Linked DNA regions of Homo sapiens: region 2 is linked to region 1. Evidence: chromatin loops called from intact Hi-C (ENCODE). Cell type or tissue: B cell. All regions are shown on one strand.

The links. Peaks named below come from ENCODE experiments on the same cell type or tissue, not always from the same donor. Only the 100,000 strongest peaks of a DNase experiment are listed, where the experiment ranks them.
Region 2: a loop joins it to region 1, with 7 times the contacts of the local background. A loop is called at or near these places in 24 of 110 quality-filtered maps.

What each region holds. Positions count from the first base shown.
Region 1 is chr14:49,999,884-50,007,883 of GRCh38, reverse strand. LINC01588 (long intergenic non-protein coding RNA 1588) reads left to right here and starts at 364. Exons shown (of 4, transcript NR_126498.1): 1 at 364-2,290. It overlaps LINC01599 (long intergenic non-protein coding RNA 1599), which reads left to right. Exons shown (of 9, transcript NR_131171.1): 9 at 465-571. RefSeq lists silencers at 4,228-4,587, 4,273-4,786, 6,488-6,617 and enhancers at 5,848-6,057, 6,068-6,117, 7,098-7,147, 7,134-7,781. In B cell, CTCF peaks have their summits at 4,196 and 4,397; DNase peaks (open chromatin) are centred at 4,393, 5,303, 6,363 and 7,253; H3K4me3 peaks cover 3,550 bases; H3K27ac peaks cover 7,505 bases.
Region 2 is chr14:50,058,479-50,066,478 of GRCh38, reverse strand. All of the region lies in intron 2 of LINC01599 (long intergenic non-protein coding RNA 1599), which reads left to right. Among named protein-coding and RNA genes, the nearest start is that of LINC01599, 43 kb to the left of the region's middle. RefSeq lists enhancers at 1,155-1,514, 1,885-1,934, 3,490-3,699, 4,170-4,239, 4,730-4,909 and 1 more. In B cell, no CTCF peak of the experiment used is centred here; DNase peaks (open chromatin) are centred at 1,328, 3,718, 4,568 and 5,207; H3K4me3 peaks cover 2,799 bases; H3K27ac peaks cover 6,086 bases.

The sequences.
Region 1 (8,000 bases):
AAAATCTCCCTGGACTCAAGGGATGGGTGTAAAAAGCAGTTAGGCAGAGGATGAGGGCCTGTGCCTGAGGCGTCCAAGGGCAGCCCCAGCTCCCTGCAGATCCAGTGCAGCGGGATGTGCAGGTAGATCTCCCTCCCCAGGGCACAAAGCTGGGTGGGGAACAGCTGTCAGAACCAGCCACACCCCACCCCACCCTGCCCAGGCATCAGAAACCTCAGGGAAATGCCTAGATACTCCACCTCAAGGAAAACATTGAGGCCCTGTAGCCAGGAGTGCCCTGTTTGTGTCTAAAAGTTGCCCCAGCCCAAATTTACAGCTGGGAGGATCAGAAGGGCAATCTCTGTCTTCTCCCAAAAGGAAATCATACCCATAGTTACCACTGGGAGCAGGGTGGGCCGTTTACACTCCTCATCCTACCTCGCCATCACCTTAGGAAGCAGCCATTCTCCTTGTCTTTACTGTAGAGGAGGAAGCCTGGACAGCCTGCAGTTGAGGGGACCTGCACAAGCTCACAGGACTCTTCATCACCATGACACCACGCTCACCGCAAAATAAAAATGATCAAACCTGTCATGATGTCAGCAGCACCGGTGTTGGTCTTTGTGGGAAAGAAAAACACAGGCCAGGGCTGCAGCACGATTGTGTCTGCCCAGCTCTTGCAGCCTGGAGAACACCGTTGGATTCCCTCCCACACATGCTCCCAGGCTGCCTGCCTGCCTCACTTACCTGCTCAGGGTGGGGCTTGAGGGTGGCCCCTGGGAAGAGTAAGAACTGGCCAAGACTGAGATGTCCTTCCCTCATTTAAGGTACCGCCTTTTCCCTTTTCCCGCCATCCTGGGTGCATGGATACTTGGGATTAGAAACTGGACTGGAAATGTAATCTTTCTTCGGTTTGGGGCTGAGAACTGGGGATTAGTAGGATTTTGAGTTTATGGCACAGCCTTTTCTTACACCATTTCCTAAAAAGCAGTTAAGATTACACCAGGCACAGTGGCTTACGCCTATAATCTCAGCACTTTGGGAGGCTGAGGCAGGTGGATCAAGACCAGCTTAACCAACATGGTGAAACCCCATCTCTACTAAAAATACAAAAATTAGCTGGGCGTGGTGGCACGCATTTGTAGTCCCGGCTACTTGGGAGGCTGAGGCAGGAGAATTCCTTGAACCCGGGAGGCGGAGGTTGCGGTGAGCTGAGATTGCACCATTGCACTCCAGCAGCCTGGGCAACAGCAACGAAACTCCGTCTCAAAAAAAAAAAAAAATTACAGTCATCTCCCAGAAAAATCAAGAAGGAAGAACCTTGGAGGTTCAACCTATAGAAGATATGTTCTCATGGAATAAACCAAAAATAATTTTTATTTTCTAAAAAATCAAGAACAGAAGTCTCTCAACATTTAAGTTTTACAAACAAATAGAATCTGAGCCACTGGGTTAAACATGACAAACGACACACAGTAACAAATATTGAAGACATCATAATGCCAAAGCAACAGAAGCAGCACCAGAAATGTTGCTGAGGCCACCATTTAATTAACGCAAGTTGAACATATGGCTTTGGTTACATGTGGTTCCAGGCCAGAGGCATGGAAGTCAGTGTTTGTGGGAAAGCCAGGAGGAAAAGCTCCTCTCCCCACCTCCACCTTGTCACTCCAGGTTCTGGTGACCCCATCTCGGGACACGGCCTCCCATTTCACTCCTGCACCAACCCCACTCTTGTAACACTGCACATGCAAGATGTGAGCATCTTCAAAGTACGAATATTGCCTTCTTCATTTTAGAATCCATGATGTGCTTGTGGGGAGAATGAATGAATGCTCAAACATGAATGGAGAGAGACAGAGAGGAAGTGCAGGTCTAACCAAGGAAACCTTCTTTCCTAGAAAATCGTTGATGAGCCCGGAAAGAGTTGGCTGAACAACGGTAACAATTCTTTTATTATTATTTAACTTATTAAGTTATTAGAAAAAGTAAAAGAGTGAGTCGAGGTTTTTGGATTGGAAGTAGGGACCCACTGAGTTCCCTCCAGGATTGTGGAGTTTCTTTTACAGCCACATGTGGATAAGAAACTAAGGGCCACAGACCAAATGACAGGTCGGATGGCAACCCTGGAAAAGTCACACAGCTCAGCCTGTTGGAGGAAGAGGAGCAGTAGAACCTGTGTGGAGCCTGACAGAACCCAAGATGCCATTCACGAACCGAGAGGTCTTTCAAGATCACACACAGTTCTACGACACAGACATTTCGTCTTCTTGCCACTCAGTAGCGGGGCCCATCCCTCTGTGCCTCCAAGGTCCGTGTGCCATGTGGAAAACTCAGGTGTTCTGTCTCTGCCAGGACCTTCTTCCTGCTGCTTATTTAAGTGTCTGCTGCTTCGGGGCCTCAGGTGCCTGCTTTATCTCTTTCTCCTTTACTATCAAGTCTTTAAGCAATTTGCCAAGACGGAGAATCTCACTGGCCTGGTGGGGCTGAGCCTTCCTTCACTGGCTGACCAACTGGGAAGTGGGCTGCTGCCTAGATCAGGTGCGTGCCACAGTTCATCTAGCCGTGCCCAGAGTTCTAAGGTTATGCGCATGACCCCGTGTGTGGGCAGAGGCTCTTAGCAGGGGCCGAGAGCATTGGAGGCATCTTGAGGGCCAGAGTCCCCAGCCCCAGATCACAGATACGGCATGATCAAAATGTGAGGGAGCAGGGGCAGAGATTATTTGGAATAACGTGCTGAGTTTGTATACTTTTGACAATTAAAAGCCCTATGTCCCCCTGATGTTACGCATATGCTCCAGAGGAGCCACTCGGGACAAAGAATCAATAATGGGCGCTTGGTGTGCATTGAAAGCTGACAGTGTATATTTGTGGGGACTATACAGGGAAAGGAATATGAAGCCTTGACAAGATATGGTGAGTATGTATCGGTGAGGTAGGTAACTCATTCATAAGGGACTTTGCAAGGTGGCAACACTGGTTCAAAGATATTACGAGAATAAAGATTTTGTGTACTCAGAGAACGAAAAGGAATGCTGACGTAAGATCACAAAGTTAGATACTAAACTGGCTAATGTGCTACAGGGCAGCAAAACTATAACCTTTGAGGTAATTTATCTGACCAGATAGGAATCATTTGCATCTCTGTAGAACAGAAAAACACTTACTTTTTTTTTTTTTTTTTTTTTTTTGAGACAGTATCTGGCTCTGTCCCCCAGGCTGGCGTGCAGTAGCATGATCTTGGTTTACTGCAACCTCCACCTCCTAGGCTCAAGCCATCCTCCCACCTCAGCCTCCAGAGTAGCTGGGACTACAGGCACACACCACCATGCCCAGCTAATTTTTGTATTTTTTGTAGAGAAGGGGTTTTGCCGCCATGTTGCACAGGCTGGTCTCAAACTCTTGAGCTCAAGCCCACCTCAGCCTCTCAAAGTGCTGGGATTATAGGCGTGAGCTCCCGTACCCAGACAGCACTTACATTTTAATAGTTTCTACACAGTACTATCTCATGTTATTTTATTTTTTAAAATCGATAATGGGACTCTTGCTATGTTGCTCACACTAGTCTTGAACTCCTGGCCTCAAGCAATCCTTCCATCTTGGCCTCCAAAGTACTAGGGTTACAGGCATGAGCCGGGGCTCCTGGCCTAACTAATTTCAGAGTTAAGAACGTTTGGACTCTATTTTATAGTAAAAAATAAGTCAAAGCTACCTTCCCCTAGATAGCCAAATGACTCTCAGATGGGCTCGTTAGACAGTGCTTTAATTTAATATTGAAAGAACTTTTTGCTTCCCCTCCTCCAAGTTTTAATAATTCTTAACAGAGGGAAACAGCAACAAAATTTTTGCTGTAGTGGGTATTAAAGAAGGGAAAACAATCATGAATGCCGGAGTCAAAATGCCCAAGGAGCGGAGGCACCAGCGTTCTCCACCTGGTTTGGCGGCGCACCAGCAGTGTGACCTGGAATCTGATCTCTCTGGAGCTCAGTGTCCTCACCTATAATATGGGGTATTGAACTACACACTTGGCAGGACTTTGCCCTAAAGCTAATTTTCAAAATAAAAAAAAAAAAGCCACTTCCCTTTTCCCACATTAACCCTGAGAGAGAAAGAGGAAGCGGGAAGCCCGCACATGGAAGCAATTTATTGCAGACGTTCCTGGGCTGGGAGAGGAGCCTTCTGACTGCTGCAGAGACCATCACCCGGTCCTGCACCTTTACCGGAGGTGCGGAGAACTGCTCGGCCCGCACCGGGCTCGGGGGTGTTCACGGGCTGCGCTGCCTCCCCTGCGCGCAGGACAGGAGTCGCCAGAGGCCGGTGGTGGATTTCCTCCCCGCATCTCAGCTCTCCGTCCAAAGTCAAATTGCTCTTTTCTCCGCCCACGCGGGCGTGGCAGCTGATATCCGGCCGCTGGGCGTCCCCGCGCCCCCGGGGGCCCCGCCCTGCAGCTATCTCCGCGGCCCACCCGGCGGCGCCTCCCTGCAGGGCTGCTCCCCAGCCCAAACCGCCGCGGCGCGACGTGGAGCCAGCCCCGCAAAGCTGCATCCACCCCCCGAGGACCAGCCCCTCGAAGGCAAGGCCAGGACCTCCCCGGGCGGCTGCAGCCGTGAGCCACCCCTGTTTTGTGAAACACACACTCTGCCATTTCAGGCCGCACTTGCCCGTTGCCATGGGCGTTTTCTATGTTGACACAAGCAGGGACACGGAATCCCTTGACTTTGAGTTGCAGATCGTGGGTGTTGGCGTCTCCGCTGCTTTACCAGGAAGGATGGAAGGGGCTTCAGCCTCCATTCTCACTTTCCTTCTCAAGGAGTTGGCTAAGCATCAGGAGTTTTCTCTTAGGCTTCTCTCAGGTCCCCTTTCCCTGAGAGGTGAAAAGTTTTTCAGAAAGGTGAGCAGCTTTCTCTTTATTCCCAGGGACCACTTCACACACCCCTTTTTCGCCTCCAGAGTAGATGGAACCGTGGAACGAGGGAATCCTGCCCTCTGGTTGTGTCTGTCATCTCCTACTGGGACCAGAGCCACAAAAGCCACAAAAGACCCAACTCTCTCCAGCGTGCAGGCATCCCAACTAGAGGAAGCAAGGAGGCAGAGACCAAGAGGACATCAAGAGGCGTTTGAACCCGCAGAGAGGGCCTGGGAGCACAATGCTGAGCGTAGGTCCAACCACTGCTTCTCAATGGGGTGGGAGAGCGGCGTGGGGAGAGTTGTGGGCATTTAGGGCAGGACAGTGCCCCCCACCCCACTTGGGACGGGGCCGCATTGCATCATCACTGTAACAGCACTAGCTGCCCCTGCCCCCACAACCCCTATGTATGAAATGCAAGTAGCACCTCCCCATCTTTGTGACAACCCAAAATGCCACCTCCTGTGCCCAAGCACTCTCTAGTGAGGTGTTTCCTTAGGTTAAAAACCACTGTTAGATCATTTCCTAAAATATATCTCAAAAGACCTCAATTAGTTCCTTCATATATAAGTAGGTGTTATATGAAAAGAGTAGCATGCTGATATCAGTATCATGCTGGGTTTGGGAGATGGTGGGTTAAAAAGTGGAACAGGATTTACTTACAGGACTTCTCAGAACCTTTAATATATATAAATATATGTTTTGAATCACCAAGAGAGAGATGGACTATGCAGATCCCCAAATTTAATTGGCCCTGGAATTCTTTCTTTGTGGGACCCTTTTGGGTGGAACCCACCTTAGATACCTCTGAACTACATTTTGTCGTCCAGGGCACTCTCTGGGGACTTCTGTGTCCTTCCCAGTGTGAAGTGCAGGAGTGAGCAGTCAAAAGGCCCTTATGTTTTTACTGAATTGAAACACCTAGAATGTGTGAAGATACCAGGAAGGAGGCCAGAGCTTCAGGAAACCGCTGCAAAGATGATCTCACAAAGAAACCATTGTGGCAGGGCTCCTGGAGCACTCAAGTTGATGTGACGTGTCCTACTCCTGAGAGCACGCAACCCTGCTGGCTCCTTGGGCTTGCATGGCTCAGGGAAAGGAAAATAGCCCGGGTGTTTGGAAGAGAAGTATGTGTGGATGGAATTATTCAAATGCTGATGGATGGATTGGGTCTCCTCTCCTGCTGGCCCGGCAGCCTCTCCGTGGAAGGCTTTGCCCAGGAGATGGGTCACAACAGCTCTGGTGAGATGCTGGAAACATAAGCCCAGGCAGATAGAATGGCAGTGAGTCACAGTAAACCGACAACCGTCAGGTGCTCAGGAGGGAAGCTGAAGCCAGGGGACTCGCTGTGCTGAGCTAAGCGAGGAGCAGGACTCTCCTGTTGTGCAAAACACAAAGAGCAGAGTGTTCAAGTCCAAGGATCAGGTTCCTCCAAATGGAAGCCCAAGCTGTGCACGCTGAGCTCCAGGGCTGGCGATACAATCACCTGCCTCTGCCCATGCAGGAAGGTACCACCCAAACATACCCATTTCTCCCGGGGCATGGGCAGGGGCCAGGGGAGACAGGGCCCTACCACTTCCCATGTAAAACTGGGTGAGCAGCCCAGCGCCCGTCAGAGCCGAAGCACCTCACCTGCACCCCCGCCCCCGCCCCCGCCCCCGCCCCGCCCCGCCCAGCCTTGTAATCTGGGCTCTGCTCGCCATGTGCTCTGTGCTAGTGAAACTGCCCTCAGAGCAGAAATAAACTGTTGGCTCTCAAGTTTTTCCAGACTAACCGGACTGGCCAATGCCTGAGGCTCTGTGTTCAAGATAAAAGTGCCTAAGAAAGAAAAGTGCAGGTAGGCAGTCCCCACTTCTGCAGGGCTGGTGGGCTCTGGGGATCCTGTCTCAGCCTGCTGAACAGCCCAGAGTGGCTTTAAAAAAAAAAAAAAAGCCTGAACAACCTTTTTTTGCACATGGGTCACAGTCAAGCTTCTTAAACTTGGATGACAGTAAACCTATGACTAACTGGATAATTAAAGCCACAAGTCTGGAGGCCTGGGCAGGGCTCTGCTCTGGAATCTCCGGTGGCCTGTTCCATAGGCCAGCGTCCCTTGTCCTTCCCATAGCAGAAATGCTTTCGTGAGTTGGAAACCCTCTGTGGTGACCTCTACATCTTCTCAAGGTCAGTTATCCACTTGTCCATGGCTTCGTGCCCCCATCCCACATCCCTGTCCACTGCATGGAAGGAGGAAATCTAACCCACCCGCCACAGTGCAGCCCACACTCCCCACACTGCCCCGACAGGAACATGACAGAAGGTTTCCAACTAAAACCAAAGTTACTCAGCAAAGCTTCCTGCCAGGCAGCCGTGCTGGAGGGCGCAGCGTGCCTCTGTCTGCTCTTTCTGTTCTATGAAACTTCTCTGCTGCAAGCACTTGAGAGCCTCTTGGCTTCCTGGGGAGAGTGGACTGAACTTCAAAGCAGACACAGCTGCAGCTAAGAAGCCCCTGGGTTGCCTCAAAGACTCTGTCTCCTCCCAGTCTGAAGCTTCTGGTGAATGTTTCTCCCTCATTCCTGAAACAACAGATAGAGCTGTTGAAGTTTACAACGTCCCCCAAGGCATTTCTGTGTTTCTGCCTTTAATCTAGGGCCCAAGTGACCACCCACAAGAATGCCCCGAACACTCACTGCCTCAGGATGCGTCCTGCAATTTACATTCCCGTGGTGCCTCTGCCTTCACCCCACGCTGGTGCCCCCGCCTCCACTCCAGCCGTCTCTCTGGCCACCCCTGCCCCCTCGCTTCTCTCCATCATGCCAAAAAGTGCCCTCGTCCTCTGACGGTGGAAGAGGGGATTCAGTTAGGAGTCGGGATGGCCTATGTGATTTTTGTACACTATTCCAGAATAGGTGTGTGGTTGCTTTAAAAATCAAAAGAAATGTGTCTTCCAAATCTTTGAAGCCCTTTGATTTCAGGAAGCTGTGGACCGTGTTTAGCCTGTGGCTCTGTGTGCCCCTTGGCTGCTGCTGCTGCTTACTCCTGAGGGTGAAGTTGCTAACATAAGAAACGAGTAATTTGGATTTGCGCTTCTTGGTAAAAACCCCTTTCCATTAACCTGTAAAACTCTAGAGGGCAG
Region 2 (8,000 bases), 59 kb before region 1:
GGACAGGACTGGCCTGTGTCTAGGGGCCATGCTAGTATTATACAAAGGCTTGCTAGTGCTCACGTATGAGAATGAGGCAGGAACCAACATCTATTGGGAACAGCAGATTTATATCCCCTTATTGAGTGAAATGGGCAGAATTGCCTACACTATTTAAATGTTCTCTCTCTCTCTCTCTCTCTCTCTCTCTCTCTCTCTCTCTCTCTCTCAGTTCAGCCTTACTAAACATACAGCAGTGTACAGCATGGCTGGATATAATATGGCAGACACAGACAGGACTGGACAATGGTCCAGGATACCCAGGTTTCAAAGTCACAAGCCTTTCAGAGATTGCTAATGCAAAAGGACTTAGGAGGCGGTAGACTTAAAGCAGGTAGAAGTCCTTGCCTTCTCTGGGCTTCAGTTTCCTCACCTGTAAGATGCATGCTTTTGAGTAGGATGATCCCAAGGCTCCCTTCTGCACCCCCTGACATTTGGTGAGTTTGCAGCCGAGAAAGACTGGCCACCTGGGACAGCCTCAATGACCCAGTGGCCTCCTAGAAAAGCACCAGCCCCCTCCTGTCTCCTCCTGGGAATGTCATAAGACAGAGTTTGGTAAGAGTAAGAACAAAGATGAGAAATGGCTTCTCTAGAGGACGCCTGGAAATCCATTCTACTTGCCTCCTGTGTCTCTTCAGTTGAGCAGATCTTAATCTAGCACCTGCTAAAGACAGAGTGCTGAGTTCTAACCCCTGGCACTTCAGAGTGTGACTGTGTGGGGAAATGGGGTCTTTACAGAGGTAATCAAATTAAGATGTCAGTAGGGCGGGCCCTAATCCAAGAGGACGGTCATCCTTATAGGAAGAGGAAAATGGGACACAAACAGTACAGAGGGAAGACAATAAGAAGACATTTCTTATCATTTAATAAAACAATCAAACTTATATCAAGGTTGGAGTTTCACAATGTCAGGGACAGTTCTCAATGGGCTGTGTTTGTTAGGTACTGGAAAAGTAAAGAAGTTATATAAACTGTCCCTGACATTGTGGAACTCCCAGTCTTAGTATAAGTTTGAATGTTTTATTAAAATGGAGAAAACTGAGTGTTTGGTTTTGGTTGGGGGTGAAACCCATTGGGAACAACTCTATGGCATATCAGGGCTTCTTTCTGAATGAATTTCTAGATTTACATCTCTTCGTGGCTGTGGTCATCATTAGTGCTGTTTACCAGATATTTCCAGTTCCCTTTCTACTGAGTAGATAGTAGATCCATTTGTCTTTGAGCCACTAAAATTAGGTGTGGCTATGTGGCTTGCTTTGCTGATGAAATGTGAACAGAAGTCATGGGTTTCGCTTTCAGGCAAAAGCCTGAAGAACCATCACATGCTCTCCCCGTGGTTCCTTTTTGGTGCTACGGTAGTGAGTAATAATCTAGAGGGTGGAGGCTGGCTAGCCTGTGTCTCTGGATGAGGATGAAGTGGAGTAGAGACCTTGCTGATCCATGAGGGACATGGAAGATGAGCAAGAAACGAGCCTTTGTGGGTTTAAGCCATGGAGATTTACAAAACCTTTTATTATTGAAAATTTCAAATATATATGTATATATACAATACAATATATATATGCATATATATAATATCAAACCTGTTGTACCCATTACTCAGCTTCAGCAATGATCAGTGCTCAAATATCAATGATCAATGTGTAAAGCCTCTGTGATTTGGAAATTTTTTGTTGCTACAGCACAACCCAGACAGACCCCACCGAAAATGAGAGGAAAGAATGTGGTTTTACAGAAACATGAGACGAGCGACAAGGAGCTAAAGAGAGTGGACACAAAATGCTTGAGATTTGATTTGTATGCTCTATTTTTAAAAATGTGTATGCTTTTAGTAATTCAGGAGAGCTGAACATCTGCTTGAATTAGTTGAAGTAAAAGATGCTTGTCTTAGTCCATTTGGGTTGCTAGGACAGGAATCCACAGACTGGATAGACATTTATTTCCCACAGTTCTGGAGGCTGGGAGGTCTGAGATCAAGGCGCTGGCAGATTTGGTGTCTGGTGAGGGCTGGATTTCTGGTTCATAGAGAGCGCCTTCTCCCAGAGTCCTCTTGTGGCAGAAGGGGTTTCTTTCATAAGGGCTTTAATCCCCTCCATTAAAGGGCTCTTCAGGGCTCTGTCCCCAAGACCGAATCACCTCCCAAAGCCCCACCTCCAAACACCGTCACCCTGGGGCCTAGGATTTCCACCTGTGAATTTTACCTAGCATTGCTGGACACTCAGAGTGGGCCTGCTTTGTGGACTCCTGTCCCTTCATCTCCACCTAAGGCCACCTCCTCCAGCTCACCCTCCAGCACTCCTGGTAGCTGGCACTTAGCTTCTCATGAGCTCTGCGATGTGTTTTCTGTGGAGAGAGATGGAAGCCCTGTGGCCTTGTGCAGGGACCTACCTCAGCTTTCTGGGCCCGGCTTTGCACATCTGGCCTCATGAAGGACGTGTAGCTGCTGCGGACTTCAGGGGCAGCTCCAGAGAGTTAGGCCTGCTGAACGGTTAAGTCCTGTTCTTTCCACAGAGCCAGTTTGATGTAGTGCATTTTAAGTCACACGGGGACCTTGAGGCACATGTTTTGTTATCCCTTAGGTATACTTGTTGCAATGATAGTAGTGTAGCAAAATATCCCAGCAAAACCTCCACTGGTGGCTGAGCCCACTGAGGACCTGTGTTTGCTGGGTTAACTTTCTCTCTGTGTAGTTCCTAAAGGACCGGAGTGTGTTGCCCAGCTACCCATGCTTTTCTGCTAGTCTACTGGACTGCCACGGAGCTGGCACTGCTACTGTTATTCTGATTTTGTAGTGTAGGTAATTGGGCAAGTCTCCCCTCTACTCTTCTTTGTAAAAGTTAATTATTTCTCCATTGAGTTTCTCAAAAAGAAATCCAGTTGGAATTTTGATTAGCATTGCATTAAATTTATAGGTTCATTGTTCATATAACTAGGTCTTTATAAATGTCATCCAAAGTAAGTCATCTTACATGAGGTCATCCTACCCAAAATGTGGAATGTACTCTATTTATTCAGATCATTTTATGTTTCCTTATTAGAATTTAAGACATGTTTTTAGAAGTTTTGGGTATTCTTGGCTATTACCTAGATATATTTTGTAATTCTTGCTGCTATTGTAAATGGTATCTTTTTAATAATATTTTTCAGCAGTTATTGTGGGTGGACAGAGATGTTGTTGATTTTTGCAGGTAGATTTTGTGTCTGGTGAACTTGCTGAACCTTCTGAGTTCTAATTGGTTTGAATCTGTTTTTTCTTTTTCTTTTTTTGAGACAGGGTCTCTGTCACCTAGGCTGGATGCAGTGGCACGATTTTGGTTCACTGCAACCTCTGCCTCCTGGGCTCAGTTGATCCTCCCACTCAGCCTTTGGAGTAGCTGGGACCACAGACATGTGCCATGATGCCTGGCTAATTTTTTGTAGAGGTAGGGTTTTGCCATGTTGCCCAGGCTGGTCTTGAACTCCTGAGTTCAAAGCAATCTGCCCATATCAGCTTCCCACAGTGCTGGGATTACAGGCATGAGCCACTGCACTGGGCCTGAATCTGTTTTTTCTAAATTGACAGGTTACTTTGTTTTTTTACTGCTACAGTAAGAAGCACCCTCCCCCAACCCCAGTTAATCTCTGTGATAGGTGGGGGTGGGGCTTAGGGGAAGGGTGACTCACTAGACAGGAGTTGAAAATGCCTGGGTTTTTGTGACACTAACATCTGTGTCCTCCATAGATGGAGCTCACATCACGGAGCTCATGAGAAGCTGAGTGCCAGCTACCACACACACATTCAGACATTTGCTGTCGGGCCACGGGCCATGCTGATGGAGAAAAGGTAGCCTAAATTCTCTGGTAACGGGGGTGAGAGAGAGAGAGAGAGATGTGGCGATGAAAATAAAGAATAAGGAAAGGAATAGCGACTTCAGGGGACTTTGCCTGGGTTGGGGCTCAGGCCGGGGCCTGGGAAGTATGAGAGACAGAGGGTGATAAAAGGGCATCAGGTGTTAGAGAGCAGCTGGACCAGAAGACCCACCATCCGGCAGCAACACCCAAAGACCTTTGGTCACATAATGTGGGGACGGGGAGGGAGGAGCTCTGGCACTGGAGATAGCCTTGGGCACCTGGCAATGCCCTCCCGCCCCTTCCCCGCTGACTAGTTCACAGAGGCCTTGCCCCATGCCACTGCACTGCCTTGACACTGACACACAGCACTGCCGGCCCAGGGACTTCTCAGGGTCCAAACCTCCTACATTCCCAGGGCTCCCAGAAATCAGAGCTGAACCCACAAGGCACACAGAGCTGGGCCTCTGAGCTGGCTCCCAAAAAGAAGTGTGTTGAGGGAAACATTCTCAGCAACATTGAGAATGTTTTCACTGGACCACTGTTTACCTTGTTTAACGAGAAGCTGTCACTAAGCATTAAGGTTTCTTTGATTTGGAGACTTCTCTGCACACCAGAGAACCAGTGGCATAGGGTTGCCTCCTGCTCTGCACAGTGTCTTCCGGGGCTGCTGGTGGCAGGATGTGGCGGCCTGGTTCAACAGCTGTGATTAGTGACCCTGATTGTAGCCGCTAGCTGAGTGATTGTAAAATCAGGAAGTGAGGAGGGTTTTGTGTTCCCTCCTGGCCCCTCCTGCAAGGAACTCTGGATGGAAAGGTGAACTTGCTAAGTGCAGTTGTGCTTTGCTGACATCTGCTCCCGTTTTTGCCCCTTCACTGCTTTTAATGAATTCTGGGTTCAGGCACCCTGAGCCCTGAACGTATGGAATCTGTCCTGGGAGAATCTGTTTGTTTTATAGAGGTGGTGATGAGCAGAGGCATCCAGGCAGGTCTATTCATGTGGGAAAGCAGAGAGTTGCCCTGGATCCTACTTAAGGCCAGACCCTTCAGGTCTCCAGAGGGGACAGGCCTGGCACTGTCTGTAAGCAACTCTCGAAGAAGCCAGACTTTTCCTGTAAATGTATAACCAAAAAAAAAAAAAAAAAAAAAAAAAAGACTATTTTGGAGCAAAGAAGCCAGAAAAAGGGCTAATGGGGGATGAGAGCGTAAGCCTGGCCCAGTGACCCAAATCCTGAGTTTGTGGAGGTGTTTACAGGGGCTGAACGGCCAGGCCCAGGCTGGCCCCAGGGAACCCCCAAAGGCCATGAGTGAGGCCTGCGTTTTGGGGTATGCTCCTTGTTTCCTGTGCCGGCCTGTCTCCACATGCTGGGTGGTTGTGAAACAACGGCTTGCAGTGACTCAGCTTTATAAATAGGACATTTACAGTGAAAATTACAGGAAATTCCCAGAGTCTCCTGCGGGGGCTTATTTTAGGTGTGTGGCTTACACAAGTGAAACCCCAGCCACCCTCTTCCAGCCTCTTCTCCCTGCAGCATCCTTGGGTATCTGATTTGAGGCAATTGCTTCTGTTCTGTGACAGGAAACCACCCCAGGAGGTCTGAGAGAAATGAGGAAAGGAGGCGTCCATCTCCAGCCCCATTCAGACACGCTCCTGGGAGAGAACAGCTCACATTTGGCTCACGCTTCTCATATGCCGAGCGCTCTGCTGTGTTACCTCAGTGACTTTCACTGACTCCCAAGGAAGTGATGGGGATGGGGAAACTGGAATTCAAACCCATTTCCAACTCCCTCCGGATCTCGAGAGATTAACCACAGACACAACTTTTCCTGAACACAGAACAAGAAGGCAAAAGGAAGCAGAGGTCCCTGTTTTCAGGAGAGGACAGGAGAAAGGTGCCAGTACCCTGGCCTTTGGTTATATTTCCCTTTCCCTCTTCAGTAACACATTTCTTGGCAGGACATCTTTTCTGGAAAACCAGACTTGAGCTTGGAGTGGCTCAACAGCCCTTGCTGTAGCTAGGTTTGATGGAGAAGCTGAGAGAGCTGCCTGCACCCGGGTAGGAGGCTCTGTCATGGAGGGGCTCAGGCCATTGCAGGTTTAGGGCCTAAATGTTGTGCAAATATTTGCCCAACAACTCCCAGTGTGCCTTGGAACAAGCAGCAGGAGCGGCCCTGGCTGAGTCCCTGAAGAGAAACGTGGATGTGATGACTTTGAATGGCTCCCAGCTTCTACTTCCTCATAATTTGCCAGGATCTCTGTCGCCAACGAGCCTGGTTACAAGGAGAGGGGGCTCCGTGCTAGCCTGCTAGGCATGATGGAATCTTCCGCATTCTCCAGATGAAGCCCGCACACCCATGCCTTCATCAAGCAGCAGGCACTGCCAATGCGTTTTTGAGCTACAGATTTGTATTCCCAGCAATCTGTGAGATTCTCCCCCTAGATCCTCGCAAAGCTTCTGAATTTATCGAGTTCAAAACAGAACACCCAAACTGGCTTGTCTTGTATTCTCTTTCAGTTAAGGCTGCCTTCCCTAGTCCCCCTAGTTAGAAACCATTGGCTCATCCTTAACCCTCTGCTGCTCTGCCCTCTCCCTCCCGAGTCTGATTGATTCTCCCTCCTAGCTCTCCCCTCAGTGCCTGGAGTGCATGGGTCTGACCCAATGGGTGGTTGGCAGGGGTAGGAGTGGGAGTTGGGAGGAGCACATGACCCAAGCTGAGCTCATTAGATCCCAGGGTTTTTCTAGCTGCAGCAGGCTCTTTTCTCTCTAGATGCTTGCTGGAAGGCTGGGAATCCAGAGGGGCCTGTGGCCATGCATCTGCAGCCTGGCAAAGCCTGCCTGCAGCAGCGAGGGGACATGCTGCAGGGAGAAGCCATGATGAGTGGTGGAGAGAGACTTCCTGAGGGGACAGAGCTCCCAGTACAGCTGTCCCCAAACCAGGTCCACCCCCTGCCCCCATCCATCCTTCACAGGCCACCAGGATTCTTTTCCATGTTCTCCAACTTTTTGTTTTAAAAAAATCCAACTACAAAGAAGTTGACAGAATAATTCAGTGAATACCTACATACCCTTCACCTAGATTCACCAGTTATTAGCATTTAGTGACAGTTATGTTCTCTTTTTCCCTATATATTCATGTATGTGTGTTTTTTCTGAACCATTTGAAAATAAGTTGCTGATGCCATGACACTTCTCCCCTACATATTTCTGCATGTATTGCCTAAGAATGCGAACATTTTCCCCACAGTCACAATACCGTGATCACATTCAAGAAATTTAACAGGGCTGGGCGCTGTGGCTCATGCCTATAATCCCAGCACTTTGGGAGGCCAAGGCAGGTGGATCACGAGGTCAGGAGTTCAAGACCAGCCTGGCCAACATGAAACCCCATCTGTACTAAAAATACAAAAAATTAGTCAGGCGTGGTGGCAGGCACCTCTAATCCCAGCTACTTGGGAGGCTGAGGCAGGAGAATCGCTTGAAACCAGAAGGCAGAGGTTGCAGTGAGCCAAGATCACGCCACTGCACTCCAGCCTGGTCAATAAGATTGAAACTCTGTCTAAAAAAAAAAGGAAAAAAAAAGAAAAGAAATATTAACAATGATATAATAATATCTAATATTAATATATATCCACATTCAATTTTGCCAAGTGGAATTTGTTTATGGATATAAGATATTATGATAGTTTTTTTTCCCTTTTCAATTCAAGAGCCAATCATGGATAACAAATTGCATTTAGTTGTCTTATCTGTTTAGCCCCCGTAACCTAGAATTGTTTTCCTGTCCTTTTTTATATTTCATCATATTAGCATTTTTTGTATCCTTCAATTTGGATTTGCTTTTTCCTCATGATTAGAGTCATGCTGTATATTTTTAACAGAGATAACACTGGATTCTTTTCAGTGTATCACATTAAGAGACACATGATGTCAGTTATTGGTGTGTTAAGTTTGATCACCTTGTTAAGGTGGTGTCTGCCAGATCTTTTCATTGTAAAGGTACAATTTTCCCTTGATACATGGGAATAATTACATATATATATATCTGTTCTTGTAAAGTGGAAATTAAGTATATGTTCTTATGCTGGTTCCCTTGGCTCCAATTTCCACAGGTCAACATAAAGAAGGCCCAGTT